2 separate regions of the Homo sapiens genome follow, and region 1 is linked to region 2. A link is a contact called in ENCODE Hi-C data. All regions are on one chromosome and are shown on one strand. Each heading gives the region's core, a stretch centred on a gene start or an enhancer-like site at or near the end of the contact. The rest is flanking DNA. Distances are from core to core; before and after follow the strand shown. Region 1 has its middle 75 kb from the start of MIR4522. Region 2 holds the start of LGALS9 (galectin 9).

Region 1 (2,721 bases), core at 97-2,596, 410 kb before region 2:
ATTTTAGTCCCCTTGCTGATACTAGAGAAACCCCAGAAGCATGATTACAAGTCATCATTTAGCATAGTTTAAGCACGTGATTCATTTTCATTTTTATTTTAGAAGGTGGCATTTTCTGACCCACCTTGGAGATGCGCCCTTTGAGGAGCCTGCAGCCTCCTGCACCTGAAGAAAGTGGCCCACTCATGAAAACGCCCAGGCTCCCAGTTGGGGAGAACCATCTCCACCAGAGGGGGATCCAGATCCAGTGGAGAAGAATTTTTTTTATTGTTTTTAGATAAACTGTCTTCAAATAGTGCAGCACGGGCACTTCCTGCCTCGATGGAAATTCAGCACACTTCCTGCTGCTCACCTGCCCCATCTGTGTTTATCTTCTGCCTCAATCATGTGAAGGCCAAATGGGTGGCATGAGTGCAACTGGGCCAGCTGTGGCTGGGGGCAGCAACAGCTCCATGTTTTGAGGCCAGATGGAGGCTGCTTTGGTCTAGGAGGTGGAGGGGAGCCAGTGGCTGCTTCAGGCCTCCCTGTGTGGAGTGCTTGGAGCTGGAAGTAGAAGCAGGGCCCAACTGGGGGCTCCATTGGATGAAGCACACCATCCCATCCAAAAGCCTGCTCCCAATGTCCTCACTGAGCTCTCTTTGTTTCTTTCTGTTTCTTCTATATGTATACATATCAAATATGTGTGTGTGTGTGTGTCTATGTATGTGTGTGAAACAGAAAGAAGCAAAGAGTCCTTTGCACTTTATCAAAGGTACTCTACTAATTCCTTTACACTTTTATCAAAGATATTCACTTGTCAGGGACACTAGAGCAGTGTCCAGGCTGCATGTAACATCAGCTGGGAAGCTTTTATAAATTAAAACAACTATAAAATAGTTGCAGGCATTTTCAAGTTTTTATTAAGCCTCATAAAAACTTGAAAATGTCTATAAGACACCTACACTACAGGTCTCCATGGCTCTCTGCAAAACATGACCAAGCTCAAAAAGACACACAAGGTTAGAAGACACCACAGATTTGGCAACAGCCCATGATCCTTGGGTTTATCTCCCCTCAGAGTGGCTCCTTAAAGTGACACTGGCACTTTTCTGAAACGCTTTCCTGCAGGTTCTTGAGCACACTCTAATGGAAGCTCTCTCTCAGAATTATGCACATGAGAGTGTCATTGTAGAATGCTTTTTAGCATATCCACCACAGGTATAATGAAACACAGGCTACATACTGATAAAATGGAAGGACCAAATGAAACAAGCCTATTCATACACATTTCTGTGTCTCTTTGCATCTGTGGTTTTCAGACTTTAGTGTGCATCAGAATCGCCCAGAGGACTTGTTAAAACACAGATTGCTAGGCCGCACCCCAGAGTTTCAGATTCAGTAGGTCTGAGATGAGGCCCCAGGAGCTGCAGCAAGTAAAACGGGCAGCAACAGCTACTGCGTCACCTGAGGCCCATTTGCGACAGTCTCTGCTCTGTGTGATAAAAAAGATCACATTTTCCTTTCCTCTAGGTCTGATGTGAGGCTGGCTTGTTTTACATTGGGCATCTCTGAGAAAGTATCAGGAAAAAGGCAGACAAAGCAGAAGTGCCTGAAATGATATTTATTAATTTGGATTCTGAGTAGCTAAATTGAAACTTGATTGTGCCCTTACCCCTAGCTCCTCCTGGGCCTGGAGCAAGGACAGGCTACGTCTGAGGCAGCAGGCATTGGAAGGAGTAGGATCGGGTTAGGGCTAGTTTTAGGGCAAATGAGGTACCTCCATCCTTACCGTCCAGCTATGTAGTAACAAATTAGCCTCTTCTAGATGGTCTGAAGTCTATTATATAAAGTTTGGCTTGTATAAGTGTTTCTAAAAGTGTTTTAACATGAAAAATTTTAAACACATGGAAACTTACGAAGAATAGTACAATGAACACCTATATATACCCAGGAACAAAATTCAATTATTATTAAAATTTTGCTTCTTGTTTCTTGGCTCACTACAACCTCTGCATCCCAGGTTCAAGTGATTCTTGTGCCTCGAGCCTCCCGAATAGCTGAGATCATGGGCATGCACCACCACAACCCTGCTAATTTTTGTAATTTTTTAATAGAGACAGGGTTTCTCCATGTTGGCTAAGCTGGTCTCAAACCCCTGGCCTCAAATGATCCACCCACCTCAGCCTCCCAAAGTGCTGGGGTTACAGGCGTGAGCCACTGCGCCTGGCCCATTTGTTTCATTTATATATATGATCTATATTTTTTGCTGACATCATCTCCAAAAAAGTAAGGACATCTGCACAGTCACAATGTCATTATCACCTAAACATTAACAGTATTCCCCAATATTGCCTTATATCATCTCTTCCTTTTATCCCCAAAATGTTTTATGGATATTGTTTCTTTGAGTCACACACAGAACCTAGGCAAGGTCAGGGCCAGGGTGATATGGGTTAAAAGGACTCCAGAAAACTCAGTAATCAAGAGTAATAATATTGTAATGCAATATTTCAAAAAGTCCAATTGGCTAACTACAGCCCATAGGCCAGCTGCGTGTTTTTGCAGGAAAAGTTTTATGGGGCTGGGATTAGCATGAGATAAGTGAGGCAGGGTTGTACAAATGTAGGCTCTCTTTTTTTTTTTTTTTTTTTTGGAAACAGAGTGTCACTTTATTGCCCAGGCTGAAGTGCAGTGGCATGATCTCAGCTCACTGCAATCTCCACCTCCTGAGTTCAAGCGATT
Region 2 (2,983 bases), core at 335-2,834:
CACCAAGCAGTTTTTCTTTTTATTTTTTATTTTTCAATTTTTTGAGACAGAGTCTTGCTCTATTACCCAGGCTGGAGTGCAGTGGCGTGATGAGGGTTCACTACAGCCTTGACCTCCTGGGGTCAAGTGAGCCTCCCACCTCAGCCTCCCATGTAGCTGAGACCACAGGTGTGCACCACCACACCTGGCTAATTTGTTTGTTAAATTATATGTAGGGACAGGGTCTTCCAACCTTTCCCGAGCTGGTCTCAAGCTCCTGGGCTGAAGTGATCCTCCTGCCTCAGCCTCTCAAAGTGCTGGTATTATAGGCATAAGCCACCACGCCCTGCCCATTTTTCTAAGTTGGATTATTTTACACTCCAGTCTGCTGTGAATGAGAGTTCCAGTTGTTGCGTATCGCAATCAATTTGTGATTGCCTACAAATGATGTGCCGTGATGAAATTGTCCCTGGTGTCCGAGAGGATCGCAAAGAATTTCCCTTCCTTTCTCTCCTTTCTGCTCCCCTTGTACTGTCTACTCCTTAAACTGGTACTTGATCCAGGAACATAATGGGGATGGACAGTGCAGATGGCACACATGGCCTCAGTCTATTGGAGCATCTCAAAGGAATTAGTCTGCAAATTCTAGTGCATCTAGGTGGAGCACAGGAAGGAAGAGAGGTGCAGACTCACGTATGGCCCTGGGGCACCTGCCATCCTCTCGCACCCGTACAGCCCTTACCTGCCAGCACTTACCCTACCCAGCTTGAGTTCTGGGCCTTCTCACCAGCACATCGCTGGGACCTGGTCGACTTCAGGTAAGTTTATTTCATGGCTCCCTCCCCCACGACCTGCACATGCCATATGTTCCTTCCCAGCCCCATGTCACTTGAAATGTTCTATCATGTCCAAGACTTCTCTCCTCATCCTAAAGTGCAGAAAATAAGGATGGAGAAGAGAAGGAGAAGAGAATCAAGAGAGATTCATTGAGAGGGAGGATCAGAAGCTCCTGGGCACCCCATACTGTAGAATAAAAATATTCATTATGGTGTTTTTCTTGCAAAATATTCCCCTCTACATAATTATGTTTTTACATGAATAATATAAATTTAAACAGGAGAAATACTTTTTGAAGAGTCTGAGAATCTTCATAAAGTTCAGGCGGCCACGAATTAGCTGTGTGACCTGGGGCATGCCCCTTAGACTCTGAGCCTCAGCTTCTCTGTATGTAAAATGGGTTGAAGCCGCCCTTCCCCACAAGCACCCTGTGCACAGGCAATGCCCAGCCCCATTATTTTCTGGACTCCGTGGCCAAGCATGCTTAGGACACACAGCCACATACTTCTGGGCAGTGTCATCTGGCAACTTGCTGTCATGTCAGTGTGGTCAAGCATTGTAGACCTCTATGAACCAAATATGCTTCAGGCTTGGGTTGAGCACAGGAGAGGGAGGAGGGAAAGGTCACTGGGGCTGGGAGTGCCTACTTCCCTCTGTGAGTGTCACCCCAGTCCACCCAGTACCATACCTTTCTCTCTCTGGACCCACTTCCTTTTGCTGCCGGCTCCTCCCCATTGAATAACAGCCAAGTTGCTTTGGTTTCTATTTCTTTGTTAAGTCGTTCCCTCTACAAAGGACTTCCTAGTGGGTGTGAAAGGCAGCGGTGGCCACAGAGGCGGCGGAGAGATGGCCTTCAGCGGTTCCCAGGCTCCCTACCTGAGTCCAGTGAGTTCCAGGGCTATGGGCACAGGGCTGCCTCAGCCAGAGGGACACAGCTCTGGGGCTCTGAGGAAGCAACTCCTGGGTGGCAGGGGATGGGGGTGGGGGCATCCCAAAGAGAACACAAGCAGGGCAGAAATATCAGAGGAGGTCATCCTGGCACACCTGTGCCGTGCTGAGCTCACTCATGCCTGGAGGGATGCTCCTTCCCACGAGTCATGGCTTTGACAGTGTTGACTGAGCTGTCCTGTCCTGTCCTGTCCTGTGTGCTCAGGGGAAGACATGTAGAGCGGGGTGGTTCATGTAAAGAGGAAGCAAGCACGCTTCTGGGACAGTAAGGACGCTACCCGGCATGGTAGTTAAGGGTGCTTACTGTGAAGGTGGCCTCCCTGGGTCCAGCTATTTACTGGCTGGTGGTCTCTGGGCCTCAGTTTCCATATCTGTGAAGTGGGAATAATACTTGAGCCCCCCACTCCCAGGGTTGGGATATGGATTAAGGAAGTAGTGTATCTAGTGTGTTTGAACAGTGCCTGACACACTGTAGGTGCTTTGGGAGTGTTTCATGTTATTGGGTGTCTGAGGGCAGCAGGGAAGACCTCCCGAGGAGGTGTCTGTGCTCTGAAGGTTGGGCATGGGCATGTTCAGGGCATCTGTGGAGGGGCAGTCTCAGAGGTGAGAGGGGGGTGAGGACTGTCCCTGCAGCGTGGGGTCAGAGGGCGGCAGGTGCCTTGCTGAAACCCTGTGAGGTTTATGAGTCCCCTTCATACACGGAAAATCTGAGGCTCAGGGAGGCAGAGGCCAGTTGCCAAATGCCTCCAGATGGGAGTGGCAGCCCCAGGAGCCCAGGAGACTTCAGGGGTCACTGTGTCCTGGGCCGGCTCCTGTCATAGGATCTCACCCCGCCTTGGCAAAGAGCTTCCCGAGGGGCTGGAGAGGGTGGGCTGATGGGTCCTTCCTGGGTGGGGAGGCAGGGTGGGGAGGGTGGGCAGAGGCAGGGTACTGAGGGAGGGAAGCTGCCATGGCCCACCTCAGCAGAGGCCAGGGTCGGGCTTGAGTGCCCCCTGGTGACACTGAGTCCAGAATGAGGCTGCCTACGTTCTGGTCTGCAGAGCTCGGCTCTGCTTTCTAAACTCCAGAGAGAAAGAATGGGGAAAGGAGGCCTGTTTCCTCCTGGCTGTCACCAATGACACCTCAGCCACCCTGTGGAGGCCCCTGAGGTAGGACCTGCACAGAGGGGGCTGGGGGAAGCTGGAACAGGCCGCTGGTGGGGGCCTTAGGGTCAGCAGGT

The links. Hi-C counts contacts between places; a loop is a spot of excess contacts on that map. Pooled maps may share reads with other maps.
Region 1: a map of Caco-2 shows a loop between it and region 2 (5-fold over the local background). The contact joins the enhancer-like site here to the promoter of LGALS9 in region 2. A Hi-C loop is called at or near these places in 1 of 168 maps with a recorded cell type or tissue (Caco-2), 1 of 37 single-sample maps with no recorded cell type and 3 of 50 pooled maps.

What each region holds. Positions count from the first base shown.
Region 1 is chr17:27,217,890-27,220,610 of GRCh38, forward strand. No RefSeq gene overlaps it. Among named protein-coding and RNA genes, the nearest start is that of MIR4522, 75 kb to the right of the region's middle. RefSeq lists enhancers at 1-141, 1,230-1,279. Within about 2 kb of position 1,347, at least 4 of the 41 ENCODE cell types and tissues checked have a DNase peak (open chromatin) inside an H3K27ac peak, as active enhancers do.
Region 2 is chr17:27,629,604-27,632,586 of GRCh38, forward strand. It overlaps LGALS9 (galectin 9), which reads left to right and starts at 1,585. Exons shown (of 11, transcript NM_009587.3): 1 at 1,585-1,701. The coding sequence starts at 1,663. RefSeq lists enhancers at 1,210-2,027, 1,495-1,614.